Linked DNA regions of Homo sapiens: all the other regions are linked to region 1. A link is a contact called in ENCODE Hi-C or POLR2A ChIA-PET data. All regions are on one chromosome and are shown on one strand. The core of a region is the stretch at or near the end of the contact, and the rest is flanking DNA. Distances in the headings are between cores, read along the strand shown. Region 1 overlaps LOC102724768 (a long non-coding RNA gene). Region 2 overlaps CCDC6 (coiled-coil domain containing 6). Region 3 holds the start of TFAM (transcription factor A, mitochondrial).

Evidence for each region. A loop is a pair of places that touch in the nucleus more often than their neighbours do. ChIA-PET counts read pairs that join two places held with the same protein, here RNA polymerase II (POLR2A). Pooled maps may share reads with other maps.
Region 2: a map with no recorded cell type shows a loop between it and region 1 (6-fold over the local background). The contact joins two enhancer-like sites. A Hi-C loop is called at or near these places in 4 of 37 single-sample maps with no recorded cell type and 3 of 50 pooled maps.
Region 3: a loop to region 1 is called in a pooled map, with 6 times the contacts of the local background. The contact joins the promoter of TFAM here to the enhancer-like site in region 1. A Hi-C loop is called at or near these places in 3 of 37 single-sample maps with no recorded cell type and 2 of 50 pooled maps. POLR2A ChIA-PET finds 5 or more read pairs at or near these places in 1 of 52 experiments (Panc1).

The regions. Positions count from the first base shown.
Region 1 is chr10:59,044,768-59,049,719 of GRCh38, forward strand. The region is part of intron 2 of LOC102724768 (a long non-coding RNA gene); the gene reads left to right. Among named protein-coding and RNA genes, the nearest start is that of LINC00844, 48 kb to the left of the region's middle. Within about 2 kb of position 2,589, at least 3 of the 41 ENCODE cell types and tissues checked have a DNase peak (open chromatin) inside an H3K27ac peak, as active enhancers do.
Region 2 is chr10:59,878,748-59,883,699 of GRCh38, forward strand. The region is part of intron 1 of CCDC6 (coiled-coil domain containing 6); the gene reads right to left. Among named protein-coding and RNA genes, the nearest start is that of CCDC6, 25 kb to the right of the region's middle. RefSeq lists enhancers at 2,287-2,336, 2,567-2,716. Within about 2 kb of position 3,089, at least 2 of the 41 ENCODE cell types and tissues checked have a DNase peak (open chromatin) inside an H3K27ac peak, as active enhancers do.
Region 3 is chr10:58,384,160-58,389,111 of GRCh38, forward strand. It overlaps TFAM (transcription factor A, mitochondrial), which reads left to right and starts at 1,251. Exons shown (of 7, transcript NM_003201.3): 1 at 1,251-1,489; 2 at 2,061-2,179; 3 at 4,031-4,101; 4 at 4,511-4,660. The coding sequence starts at 1,389. RefSeq lists enhancers at 702-801, 995-1,651 and a silencer at 932-1,311.

The DNA.
Region 1 (4,952 bases), core at 1,339-3,838:
TTCACCTAAATTAGCCAGGATATTTTTAGATGGAACCAAGGTTGACATGTCCATATCCTCTCTAGGATGCTGTGTTAGTATTGTCACTCTCCCTGAAAAGACGTTCTTAGTTGTGTCAAATCAAGTTATTTTGCTGTAATATTTATGTGTGCTAACCCCTGTTGAAATGGAAAACAACCTGTCAGTCTCATCCTCTTAATGATTCTTACACTTGAATGCTATTGTCGCTTTTTGGCTTCCTCTTCTCTGAGCTAAAAACACTCCAGCTCCTTTCATCTTTATTTACAGCTTCCCCTATGCTTTTTTATGTTTTTTAAAATGCCTTCGTTGTTGCTTTTTTTCCTCAGGATCACTTGCAGCTTTTCTATGTCTCTTTTTACACTTTCTGGAACAAAATTGTACAGAGTAGGTGATCACAGAGGTCCAATGAATAGGTCCAGGAGACCTCTGAAGAAGCAATAATCATGAACAATTATGGAGTGCTTACTATGTGCTAGATATTGTGCTGAGCAACTTACATACATTCTTTAATAGTTAAAATACTATGGCAATCATTACCCCTATTTCACATTCATGATAGGTTTTAGAGATAGTACATGGCACAGCCTGGACAAAACTCAAGTCTGCTCAATATCAGAGCCTGTGGTCTTAACCCCCAGGCTATATTATAGCCCATTAAGCTTGGGACCATGGTAACAAACAGATGATTGGATGATCAAGGCCCCAATGTGCTTTATCTTAGAGCAGCACTTTTCTAATTTTTCCACCTGGTATTCAGAATACATGGGGAGAATCACAACATGGTCCACCAGAAATGGGAGAGATTATTTAGGAGCTCATCTTTTTAATCTTAAAAATCCATGTATGTTTTGCATTCCATTTAACAATATATTCAAGTTTATTCAAGTACTAAAAAGTTGAAATTATAAACACCAAGTGAAATTGAATCTCCTAAAAAGATACATCATGTTTATTGTTACCTGGAGTTCTCCAGGGCTATGGAAAGCTCAGATTGAGAATCAGAGCCATAGCAATGACTATGATACCTTTAGCATGCAAGATATTTCAGAGGAGTTTCCACCACTTGCCTCCTCCTTCACAGAATCCTCCCCCAAATAAGAGACAAAGCATCACTCAGAATTACATCCCAGTGTGCCCTGTAATATACACCATTTGTGAAATGTCTGTTGCTATAACTCAATGCCATATGGTATAGAGTTATTTAGATCCAGGTAAAATTTGGGGGAAATCCAACTAAAATGATGATTTTTTCATTTTAATATCATTGATCTGTTGTTTTTCGTTCTGGTAATGATTAAATATAATACAGGATACTTATTTGCTATGTCCATTTTGGGTTTGTAACAATGTAACTTATCTCCTGCATTTAAGAGAAGGTTACCCTTCTATTCTCTTATGGGAGTGGAGCATAGGGGAAGGAGTGACAGTGCATCGATCTCATCCCAAACTGTAATCAAATAGCCATCTTATAAAGTTGACAGGGAGGGAAAATGCTTTCTGCTTCATCAACCAAACTTTCGTGGTAGTATTTGTGATACTGGTAGCCTTACATGACCATCAGCAGTTGGGAGTGGAGAGCAAAGTTTGTACTGAGCTCCCACAGTTTGCCACCAAACAAGGGAATCATATAATTTTTGTATAATTTATCATTCAAACTGGGGCACTCTGGAGAAAGAAAGGGGGCACAGTAGTCACAAACTTGGACTAACCTGGGCAAAGTGGGACACATGGTCACACTGCCCATCACCAATTCCTCACACGGAGTCACAGGCAAAGGAAGGGTCAATTATACTAAAAACCTAATGCTATCCAATCTAATTTCACATTGCTTTTTTGGTGACACCTATGTCTGATTTTAGCTGTGGATAATAGGTTCTCATATTTTAAAAGGACCCCTCTACCCCAAATTCCTGTATTAATGTGACTCTTCTTCACATATCTTGGGTATATGTTTATGCGTGTCTATTTACCAATAATTGCATCTAAACTAGCAACATTGTTGCTTATTTATGTCCAATTTGTGTTATATTTTGACCATGAGATTTTTTTTTTGCGGGAAGAACCGTGGTTAGTCAATTTTTCTCATCATATATTTGAGTATGTTCATGCTTGCTCCTAATTGTATTCTTTATAATTATTGAATTTCTATTTCAGTTTTGAAGGACTTTCACACAAACAATTTACAAAATTTGATTCCTGTCTTGAGGAAGGCATTGGCAGCCCTCACCAACTTGATTCAGCTGCCACCTTAATTAATAGCTGTTGATATCAATCACAGGACCACTTAGTGTGAAACCAAGGAAAAGGCCTCCAAGATTATTCTGATTGCCATAACAGATAAATACCCTAATCTCAGTAGTTTGAAAAAATGGAAGTTATTTTTTTTTCATGCAAGTCAAAACTAAATGGGTATTCGTAACACCAGTATGTCTCTCCTCTGAGAAGTGATTGAGAGATCTAATTTTCTTCTATCCTGTTGCTCTTGGGCTAGGCTTGGAGGTAGAACACGTCACATCCACTGATCTTCTATTGCCCAGAAAATCATAGGACCACAACTCGCTGCAAAGAGCTTGGTAAATACAATCTGGCTGCCTTCCCAGGAGTAAGAGGAAATAGATTAGGTGAACACCTGGTCAGTCTATGCCACAGAAGTGATTCTTCCATACCATTTGTTTGGCACATTAAGCAAGGATAGTACCTGGTATAAGAAAGTCAGAACCTAGTCTATACCATATTCCCTTAGTGTGAGAATTGCGTAGACCCCAAAGCTTTATCAAAGCTTTTGCAGAGGCAATAGATCAAATAGACTCAGGTATGACTGTGAGTAACTCACTTAAACTCTATGAGCTTCAATTTCCTCATCTTTAAAATTTAGGCAGAAGCACCGAGTACCATTTCCGCTGCATAGAAAGTAATTATTTCTTATGGTTTCATAATGGAATGTGTTATGAACCAGTATTGGATTCATTATAGTTTTTTGTTTGTTTTTATAGTAACTTTCCTATATGGGAGCTGAATTAACTGATCTTTTCTTTTTTCCTCTTTTATTTTAGATTCAGTGGGTACATGTGCAAGTTTGTTACATGGGTATATTGCATGATGCTGAAGTTTGAGGTACAATTAATATCATCCAGATAGTAAGCATAGTGCCTAATGGGTAATTTTTCAGCCCTCCCCTCCTGACCCCCCACCTAGTAGTCCCCAGTGTCTATTGTTTCTGTTTTTATCTCCATGTGAACCCAATGTTTAGCTCCCACTTATAAATGAGAACATGCAATATTTGGTTTTCGGTTCCTGTTTTAGAATAATGACCTCCAGTTGCACCCATATTGCTACAAAGGACATACTTTCATTCTGTTTCATGGCTGAATAGCACTCCATAGTGTATTTGTACCACATTTTCTTAATCCAGCCAGCTGTTGATGGGCACCTACGTTGATTCCATGTCTTTGCTGCTGTGAATAGTACTGCAATGAATATACGAGTGCATGTGTCTTTTGGGTAGAATGATTTATTTTTCTTTGGATATATACCCACTAATGGGATTGCTTAGTCAAATGATAGTTTTGTTTTTAGTTCTTTGAGAAATCTGCGAACTGCTTTCCATCATCTCTGAACTAATTTACATTCCCACCAACAGTGTATAAGCATCCCCTTTTCTTCATAGCCCCATCAACAAATTACTTTTTGACTCCTTAATAACAGACATTCTGACTGGTGTGAGATGGTATGTCGGTGTGGTTTTGATTTGCAATTCTCAGATGATTAGTGATGTTGAGCTCTTTTCAAATGTTTCTTGGCCACTTGTCTGTCTTATTTTGAGATGTGTCATTCGTATCCTTTGCCCACATTTTTTTTTTTTTTTTCTGAGATGGAGTCTCACTCTGTTGCCAGGCTGGAGTGCGGTGGCATGATCTCGATTCACTGCAGCCTCTGCCTCCTGGATTGAAGTGATTCTTCTGCCTCAGCCTCCTGAGTAGCTGGAACTACAGGCACGTGCCACCATGCCTAGCTGATTTTTGTATTTTTAGTAGAGACGGGGTTTCACCATGTTGGCCAGGACGGTCTCGACCTCTTGACCTCATGATCCACCTGCCTTGGCCTCCCAGAGTGCTGGGATTACAGATATAAGCCACTGTGCCCAGCCCTCTTTGCCCACTTTTTAATGGGGTTATTTGTCTTTTGCTTATAGAATTGTTTTAAGTTCCCTATAGATTCTGGATAGTAGACCTTTGTCAGATGCATAGTTTGTGGATATTTTCTCCCATTCTGTATGTTGTCTGTTTACTTTGTTGATAGTTTATTTTGCTGTGCAGAATCTCTTTAGTTTAATTAGGTCCTTCTTGTCCATTTTTGGTTTTTTTTGCATTACTTTTGGAGACTTAGTAATAAATTCTACTCCAAGGCCTCTGTCCAGAATGATATTTCCTAGGTTTACTTCTAGGATTTTTATAGTTTGATGTCATACATTTAAGTCTTTAATCCATCTCGAGTTAATTTTTGTATATGGTGAAAGGTAAGTGTTCAATTTCATTCTTCTGCCTATGGATAGCCAGTTATCCTAGCACCATTTGTTGAATAGAATGTCCATTTCCCACTGTTTATTTTTGTCAACTTTGTCAAAGATCAGATGGCTAAAGGTGCACAGCTTTATTTCTGGGTTCTCTATTCTTTTCCATTGGTCTATGTGTCTATTTTTGTACCAGTACCAAATTGTTTTTGGCTGCTGTAGCCTTATAGTGTAGTTTCAAATCAGGTAATGGGATATCTCTGGCTTTATTCATTTTGCTTAGGATTGCTTTGGCTATGCTGGTTCTTTTTCGGTTCCATATGAATTTTAGAATAGTTTTTTCTTGTTCTGTGAAAATGACTTTGGTAGTTTGATAGGAATAGCATTGAATCAGTAGATTGCTTTGGGCAATATGGCCATT
Region 2 (4,952 bases), core at 1,839-4,338, 830 kb after region 1:
CCTGCCTTAAAAAGAGTCATAATGAGAGATTTCAGTGCCTCCATGGGGCATCCCAATGAAGTTTTTTTGGATGAAGAGCCCCCTTTCAGAAAATTTTTTTTCATAGGCAAGGAATTATTTAACAATTATGACTATTCATTTAGGCCAAGCCATAAGGGAAAGGAAAGGAAAAGATGCAGTTTGTGTGCTTGGAGGGAAGGGATATCTTCTTGGCCACCTCAAATCCATTTGAGAAGCAGGTACCGTATAAATTAGCAGTTATCATCTCACTGAGAGATCCAACAATTATTTCACAAGGGACCATTAAGAAATTTGGGTCACTATTATGATCATCCTCATTCAACAGGTAAGGAGTGAAGGGTCAAGTGTGATTACGCAATTGCCAAAGGTCCACATGACTTGACAAGGATTACCTAAAACCTTCAAAAGCAGTCCACACAAGGCAACCCCAGTCACTTAAGAAACCTGAAAACAAGGATCTAAAGGGTAATGTTCTAAATATACTTCCTGTTCAGAACACTTACTTAGTATCTTAAAGAATAAGAAGTTACTGAAGTTCAATCCCATTTTAAGAACACCCATATTATAAACTATAGATTTATGAAAAATAAGAGTCTAGAAATTTTTCTTGAGAAACAAATAAGTATCCAGGAGTTAATCAGATGCTCACAGCCAGACCTCATTATTACAAACTAATCTGACACAGCTAACTCACATCATTCTACTGTAGGAAGGACACAAGCAATCTCATTAAACATCTACACCAAACAAGGTCACTCTGAGACGATGACAAAGTGAGACAAAACAAGATCACTGTGAAACCCACAAAATACAAACATATCCCATCTCGGCAAAATTGAGTAACCACTACTTCTTTACTAATTACAGCTGTAGCCTGGCTCTAATCTGCCTTCCCTAAAGGTACTGAGATACCCAATCACAGAATCGCTCCCACTTTCTGAAAACACCCAATCTAAAAAGAACCTTTGCTTCCCTGCTTCCATCAACCCTTCCCAATATTACTCAACCAAAGCCCCAAGTTTCCAATAGGTTCTTTCTAACACCCCTTTCTGCTCTTTAATGTGTTTTCCCCTCAATGCAATGAACGATAAACCCAAGCTTGTTCAATATGTGCCTAGAGGTCTTTGAGGGCACAAATGATTCATCATTTTACCAATTTCCCTTTTCTTTCACCATCAGGCTCCCTCATACATTTACATTTTGATAAAACCGAATTTAACTTCATCTGCAAATAAACTTTTCAGGATCCTAGCTATTGCATAGAAGCATGCTACATCTATAAGAGAAAATGTCTCTGGCAGAGGCTCTGAGTGCATCAATATTTTTAATCCATTCTTTAAAAAATACCGAAGACATTTCCTTCTTAATATACAGAGAATCCTCTATACCAAGAACTCTGAAAACCAGGTAGCTTTTTCTTCTAATGCTCAAAGCATGGCAGACCACGATGACACCGAGAGGACCACATTTTCCAATTTTACAAGTTCTGAAAATACCAACTGTACACTCAGGGGACTTTACAGCCCTATAGTAACAAATGGTTTTGCCCTATAGTAACAAATGGTTTTTCTGGACACTCTAGGTTCTAAGACCCAATCTCAGACGGGAAGAGACCAACAATATAGATAAATCCCACAGACATAATGCTGGGAGAAAGACATTAAACACTTAAAAAGTACACACTGTCTAATTCCAGTTAAGCAGAGTTCAAACTCCACATAGTGGCTACCCTTGGAGGGATAATGGCCGGAAGGGGGCACAGTGGAGTCCAGGTATTAGTAATATTCTGTTTCGTGATCTGGGTGCAAGTTACACATGTGCCTTCAATCTGTGAAAATGAATCAAAATGTACACTTACCATATGTGTATAAGTTATACTCCAAAAAAAGTTTTTAAAAGGAAAAGATAAAGTGGTAGCATGTCACAGAGCAGCCTCCACTTAACTGAGGCTCTGAAAGTGGCATATGTCCACTATTTAGGCCAGTTCCTTAACCTCTCTGAGACACATCTTCCATCTGTAAATGAGGATAACTCTTATACTCACAGGCTCCTTTTGAGAGTTATGTGAGTTACTGCTTGTATTTAGCCTGGTGCACAGAGGATGGTGGTTCAAACCACTGATGTCCTGCTATCCAGTCTCTGCCCAGTGCCACCTCTGTGCAACTCAGGAAGGAACGATCAGTTCTGACATGATCAGAGATGACTACCTTTCTATAATCTGGCAGAGCAGAGCGTTGTCTGCCCGACCCCCTGCTGCACTCCCTTTATCTCCTCCTTCCCCAACCAAAGCCCTTCAGCCCCGCCCAGCAGGTCCCAACAGTCTCCTCAGCCATGTGCCTTCTGACTAAATCCACATCTTCCACCATAATAGCCATCTTCAACCAATATCTTGTCTACTGTTTTCACTGTATTATCACAGATGTCACCACTTCCTACCACTCACCACTGTTCCTGGGCCCCTGATACTGACAGTCACCCCAGCCCAGAGAATGAGAGGTCCAGGGCAATCCCCGAGAAGTGGGTGTGAGCCAGAGTGTGATGTGTCCTGTAAGACTTCAGAATGGTTTTAAGATGAACATCCCGGCAGCACATTCATAAGAAAAAAAGAAACTGTTGGGGCTTCACATGGGGGAAATTCCACCTTCTTTATCTTGGTGTCCCAGAAGGGGCATAACGAGGTGAGACAATTATGCCCCTTTCCTCTCTTAGGGATCAGCTGAGGGCCTACTAAAATTTCAGATTCATTTTGGGCTAATTTTTAATACATGAATTCATTCTAAAATTCACTGGGGGGTTCTTGCATAAATGTGTAAGATTTTAAAGGGAGAGGAGGCATGGATGGCCAGAGGAGAAAAAAAGTCCAATATTCAAATGAAGCCAAAAGTTGAAATTACACACATGCTGATCAACAGGTAGTATGCATTTTGAAAACTTCGCTGAACATCCTGGCTGCCTAAGCAGTTTTTGTTGCCCCAAAACTGAGGAGCTCTACTTGGTATTAAGACCAAAGAAAACAATTTTCTTGTGAGAGTCCCCATGAAGGGGACAATGTGTGATAGGGTAGACGTAACCTCAAAAATATCCTCACTCCACGTTCCTGTCCCTGGGAGGGGCACACTGAATACTTACGAATACTTAGGAATGAAGTGCTCTTGTATCCAAAACCTGCTTTCAGATGGTTGGGCAAAAGGGAACAGAAACAGAGAGGGAAGGAGAGGGAGGGAGAAGGAAAGCTGGGGAGAAGGAAAGGAAAGCCGCGGGGAGAAGGAAAGGAAAGCCAGGGGGAGAAGGAAAGGAAAGCCGCGGGGAGAAGGAAAGGAAAGCCGGGGGGAGAAGGAAAGGAAAGCCGGGGGGAGAAGGAAAGGAAAGCCGCGGGGAGAAGGAAAGGAAAGCCGGCGGGATGAAGGAATATGAAATGCCGGGGGGAGAAGGAAAGGTAAAGCCGCGGGGAGTAAGGAAAGGAAAGTCCGGGGTAGTAAGGAAAGGTAAAGCCGGGGGGATGAATGGAAAGGTAATGCTCGGCGGGAGAATGGAAAGGAAAGCCGGGGGGAGAAGGAAAGGAAAGCCGGCGGGAGAAGGAAAGGAAAGCCGCGGGGAGAAGGAAAGGAAAGCCGCGGGGAGAAGGAAAGGAAAGCCAGGGGGAGAAGGAAAGGAAAGCCAGGGGGAGAAGGAAAGGAAAGCCGGCGGGAGAAGGAAAGGAAAGCCAGGGGGAGAAGGAAAGGAAAGCCGGGGGGAGAAGGAAAGGAAAGCCAGGGGGAGAAGGAAAGGAAAGCCGCGGGGAGAAGGAAAGGAAAGCCGCGGGGAGAAGGAAAGGAAAGCCGCGGGGAGAAGGAAAGGAAAGCCGGCGGGAGAAGGAAAGCCAGGGAGAAGTGGTGACATGGAAGTGGTAACCTTAAACATTAGTGAAACTGGCCAGGAGCAGTGGCTCACGCCTGTAATCCCAACAGTTTGGGAGGCCGAGGCAGGCGGATTATGAGGTTAGGAGATCGAGACCATTCTGGGTAACACAGTGAAACCCCGCCTCTAGTAAAAACACAAAAAATTAGCCGGGCGTGGTGGCGCGCACCTGTAATCCCAGCTACTCAGCAGGCTGAGGCAGGAGAATCGCTTGAACCCGGGAGGCGGAGGTTGCAGTGAGCAGAGATCGCGCCACTGCACTCCAGCCTGGGCGACAGAGCAAGACTCTGCCTCAAAAAAAAAAATTAGTAAAATTAGGTGAGGGGTGTAAGGGTGTTTACCGTATTGATCGACTTTAACTGAAAAAAAAAGGTTTAATTCAGTAGGAAAAAGAAAAAAATGATATATTCGTACCCCCGAAACACAGTGAGTCCCAGGGACTTGGAAGGGTCCTATCAACTGGGTCCATTGCCCACTGTGGTCTCTCCAGTCTCTGTTCCATCAATGGACTCTGAGTCTTAGTCTTTGAGTTAAATACCATGTGTCTTTGCAATAAGCAGACAACACTGTCAGTTACGAAAAGGACTAAAGTATAGCAATGAGTGAAATGTGATACTGGAAGCTATGGGACAGGGAACAAGGAAAGGAAATAAACTCTCCCTTTTATGACCTCCAAGTGAAATGATGGTATCAATACCTTGCAAAGGTATTGCAGAATCAAAAACTAAGACGTACTCCGATGTCCCTGATGAGCCAACTGTCACACTTGATACAAGAAGCAATGCTAATACCATTCATGGCAGCCATCATCTCCCTCTCGCACTGTATTTAGAAGTCTAGACTTTTTCTTCTCTTTGCTCTTTTCAATTCTATCAGCTGAACTTATGTCAGCACAGGCTGATGACAGGGAAAAACTTAATGAATCACAAAGTTTTACTGGAAGGTTACTCAAAATTATAAATCCTATCCAACTGGACCATAATATTAAAAGTTTATATTCTTTTTGTTGGTTTCACGTACACAAATTGGAGTCA
Region 3 (4,952 bases), core at 1-2,500, 660 kb before region 1:
TTCCATGCCAGAATGGGAGGTTTGAACAGATGACTTGGAAGGTCCCTTTCAACCCTGGGAGTCTATAAAAGGGAAGTGGTTATTACCGCTTAAAAGAAGAAGTAGGCTTAGTCCTACTTCCAGAGAGCCAATGTTTTCATAGTTACAGAAAGGTAAATAGACTGTCAGCTCAATATGACACTGGTAAGAATTTTCTAACAATTACGGCTATCCAACAGAAGAAAGGCTGTCTCAGAAGGTGGTTAGCTCTGAAACAACTGGTATTTAAGGGCTGGAAGGACCCTTAGGTATCTTTAGGTCTTCCTAATCTTTTTCATGCCATTGCCTATACAGAAAATGGTATTTCTATAACACAAATAAAAAAATTATACAGCAATTTTTGACACATCAATGTCTCAAGGCATACTTGTCACACGTTCTCAGGGCTTTGGCTGGGAAAACTGATTTAGTCTAACATCCTCGTTTGCAGAGGGGGAAACTGAATCTTAACGAGGGAATGCAATATTCCCAAGTCAAGACGTTAATGTTAATACTGGAACTAGAAGAATTGAGACTAGCGACTGTGGACAACTAGCCAGTTTCCTCTGCTCAAATTAAGCAAGCTGGAGGCCAGACTGAAAGACTGCAGTAGATGGTAGAATAAACAGTCTAAAGCTATATTGCTTTAAATGTGGTCTCAAGACCACCGACATTAGAACTTGTTAAATTCTGGGGAACTCGCTAAAATGAAGATTAATGGGCCCCACATAGACACACGGAATTAAGCTCTGCGGTAAGGCCTTGGAATCTGCATTTTTAGGTTTGCGAATCCCCGCCTCTCCCGTTACTATTTCTGAACTCCGAGCTCCAGCCCTGGCTTGAACTGAGACGCTCCGCTGGGCGCGCAGCAGCCGCCGATCGGACCTCGGGGTCCTGGATGCAGGACTGTCTGTTACGTACAGCCCTTGTGACCGTCACGGGCGGACACCGGCCAACGCCGGGTTGGGGTGAGGCCGCCGCCGCGGTCCCTCCATCACCCTCCTGGCCCGGCAGAGGAACCCACTGCTCCGGGCGGCCGGGGACAGAGGTGGCTCAACAGCGCCGCCTCGAAGCCAGAGCCCTCCGCAGGCTAGAGGATTGCGGTTTCCCTTCATCTCCGCGGCTCTTATTCCTCCCCCGCAAGGCCGCCCACCGGGGTACGCTCTCCCGCGCCTGCGCCAATTCCGCCCCGCCCCGCCCCCATCTACCGACCGGATGTTAGCAGATTTCCCATAGTGCCTCGCTAGTGGCGGGCATGATAACACACGCCGGAGGGTCGCACGCGGGTTCCAGTTGTGATTGCTGGAGTTGTGTATTGCCAGGAGGCTCTCCGAGATTGGGGTCGGGTCACTGCCTCATCCACCGGAGCGATGGCGTTTCTCCGAAGCATGTGGGGCGTGCTGAGTGCCCTGGGAAGGTCTGGAGCAGAGCTGTGCACCGGCTGTGGAAGTCGACTGCGCTCCCCCTTCAGGTAGGCCCGCTTGCCTGTGCCCTAGGGGCAGCAGGGCCCAGGACGTCCCGGGGTTGGAATGTAGACCCTATCCTTCACTTTCTGCCCCTCCTAGGAGTTCAGAGTCACCCTGGTTCTTTGATTCAGACCGCGACCTTGCCAAGGGGACGGTGGCCTTGAGACCAGGCCTTTATTTACTCTCTTAATACGCCGTACCTTCTTGCTACCCTCCACTCGCTTCTCCCATCCCTCCTCACTGTCCAGCTTTGGATCCTTTCCGCCTCCTCTGCGAATTCGCGCCGAGTCTCCGGCCATCATCTAGGCATTGAGGAGGCGGGGCCCAGGAGCTGGAGTATAGACGCTTTCCTTCACTCCCTGCCCTTCCTAGGAGGTAAGGGCTTTGAGACTTCAGTCCTGCAGACGCTCCCCTCCGTTTAGGACAGGGTTTTAATAAGTCTCTAGCATTCTTGTTGAAGGCGTTGGATACATAGTATCTTGATGACATTTCTTATTTGGGATCTGTGTTCATATACATGTGAATATTGACAGTTAAACATCTGACACTGGTTATTTTCTTTTTGTTTATATGTAGTTTTGTGTATTTACCGAGGTGGTTTTCATCTGTCTTGGCAAGTTGTCCAAAGAAACCTGTAAGTTCTTACCTTCGATTTTCTAAAGAACAACTACCCATATTTAAAGCTCAGAACCCAGGTAAGGAGTTTTGGGGCATATACCCTTTTCTCATGTAATAAAAATGCCATTAAGCAGTTAAATACCAATGTTGAATTGCAGTGCTAAAGCATTCAGTGACTGCAGGAACAATCATTTGATGTCTGTAAAATAGGAAGTTCTATTTTATACCAAATGGAAATGCTTTAAATATAAATGAGAACTAGTAAATGGTATTTTAAAAATAACGTATAGTGTAGAAAGCACCCTAGGAAGAGGATAAAAAAGCTGAATTTGGGGCCTTGTTGCCTTTGGTCTAGAGGACCACTGATGAATTATTTTCTCTTGCCTAGCTCCTCCTTTTTCTGGCTCAGGGAATTGTTAATAAAGTTGCAACTTCTGTGGAAGCATCCATAAACTGTAAGTTCTGTAGAACTGTAAAGTTCTATGCAATTTACTGCTAATTTCAAGAGCTTTCAAGATAAGAAAGGATAAACCTTTTCATCATAGGAGTTCAGAGCCACTCTGGTTCTTTGATTCAGACCTCGACCTTGCCAAGGGGATGGTGGGTTGTAAAGGATAAATCCTTTCTTGTCTTGGGTTCCTAAAAAAAAAACATTTCCAGGTAGGATGTTTGTTGACTCTCTAGAAAGCCTCTCGGCGAGAATAAAAAATGCTCACATCAGGCTGGGTGAGGTGGTTCACACCTGTAATCCCAGCACTTCGGGAGGTCGAGATGGGTGGATTGCTTGAGCCCAGGAGTTCGAGAACAGCCTGGGAAACATGGAAATCCTGTCTCTACCAAAAATACAAAAATGAGGTGGGCATGGGGGCGCAGTGCCTGTAGTCCCAGCTACTTGGGAGGCTGTGGTGAGAGGATCACTGGATCCCAGGAAGTTGAGGCTGCAGTGAGCCATGACTGCTCCACTGCACTCCAGCCTGGGTGACAGAGCGAGACCCTGTCTCAAAAAACAATAATAATTTTAAAAAAAAGCTCACATTATAGGTAAGGAGTTAGTTTCAGAGACATGCTTAAGTACCCACATCTTTTAAATGTAAGAGTTAGTACTAACAGGTATTTTTAAAAATCAATTAATTGCACGCCATCATTCCGGTTAAGATGAAGAAGGAAGTGGAGAATAACAGATTGAATTTCGAATAGCTTGTTTCCAAATGATATTTCTGTTATTGAAATACGAGGCTGTGTTATATGGATCGAGAATGTATTTTGTTGTTAGCTTTTATAAATTTAGGAATTCCTCAAAGACTTGAAAAAGTGTTTTGCTTGAAATATGGAAGGGAAGTAAAAAACTTGAAGCAATTGATCATCCAGCTTCTTAAACTAGTAATCAGCCTGGTGTGGTGGCTCGCGCCTGTAATCCCAGCACTTTGGGAGACTGAGGCAGATGGATTGCTTGAACTCAGGAGTTTGAGGCCAGCCTGGGCAGCATAGCGAAACCCCGTCTCTACAAAAAATACTAACATTAGCTGGACATGATGGCGCCTACCTGTAGTCCCAGCTACTCGGGAGGCTGAGGCAGGAGAATCACTTGAGCACAGGAGGTGGAGGTTGCATTAGGCCAAGATTGTACCACCGCACTGCAGCCTGGGTGATGGCCTGGGTGACGGACCCTGTCTCAAAAAAAAAAAAAAATCCTAGTAATCAAACTGTTGACTGTTTCTGGTGGTATATGGTATACTCCTTAGTTGTTAGATAATAGACTTTTGATAATGTTGGATAAATTACTTACGTTTAAATTAGTTGGATAAAGGAAAGTTAAATCATTATATTAAGTTATGTGTGGTATGGATTGTGCTTTCCTGGATATCTTTAGAAATTAATCCTGAGAGGTAAAATTGTGGCATCTTTTTTCTTTTTATTTCATTCCATAGATGCAAAAACTACAGAACTAATTAGAAGAATTGCCCAGCGTTGGAGGGAACTTCCTGATTCAAAGAAAAAAGTAAGCACATAAGTTTTCAACATTGCTGACCAGTTATTCTGCAGTTAGGAGCAATTGTCATGTCCTTTAAAGGACCAGATGGATCAGACTTTTTAAAAAATAATCTGTTATCTACAAAGAAACTTTATGTCTTCTCATCTGCATAAATAATGAGAATATGGATGTATGGGGTGGAGGTGAAGAAGTGGCAGTAGTTTGAAAATGGAAGCTGATTACTAAACTCTCACCTTGATTAGTATATATAAGGAAAATGTATGTTTTAATCCATATACATCTCATCCCAGAGCACATTTTCCACCTGGTGATAAAATCTGTCTGTCTGAAGTCATGCAGTTGCCTTTCCCTGGCATGTGCTATGTTGAATTTGCCAGCAATGGTTTGTTGACTTACTTGGGTTTTTTATTTATAGATATATCAAGATGCTTATAGGGCGGAGTGGCAGGTATATAAAGAAGAGATAAGCAGATTTAAAGAACAGCTAACTCCAAGTCAGATTATGTCTTTGGAAAAAGAAATCATGGACAAACATTTAAAAAGGAAAGCTATGACAAAAAAAAAAGTGAGTATCATTGAAATACTTTTTTCTTATGGTAAAGAATTGAGATTTATATAACTATGAATATAGGTAGTTTTCTCTTAATAGGCAAATAAAATATGGTAGAATGTCATCAAGTATTCTTCAGTTAGGCAGAAGTGGGATAGTTCTCTTATGAAAAGTGAGATAGCCACTAGGACCACTTGCCATTGAGTCTGTTTGGAAATCCTTGTTGCTACTTGCAGATGTATCCACATTTAAGGTGTACAGTTCGTAGAACAGTAATGGAAACTACAGGAACAGAGTTATGAAACAG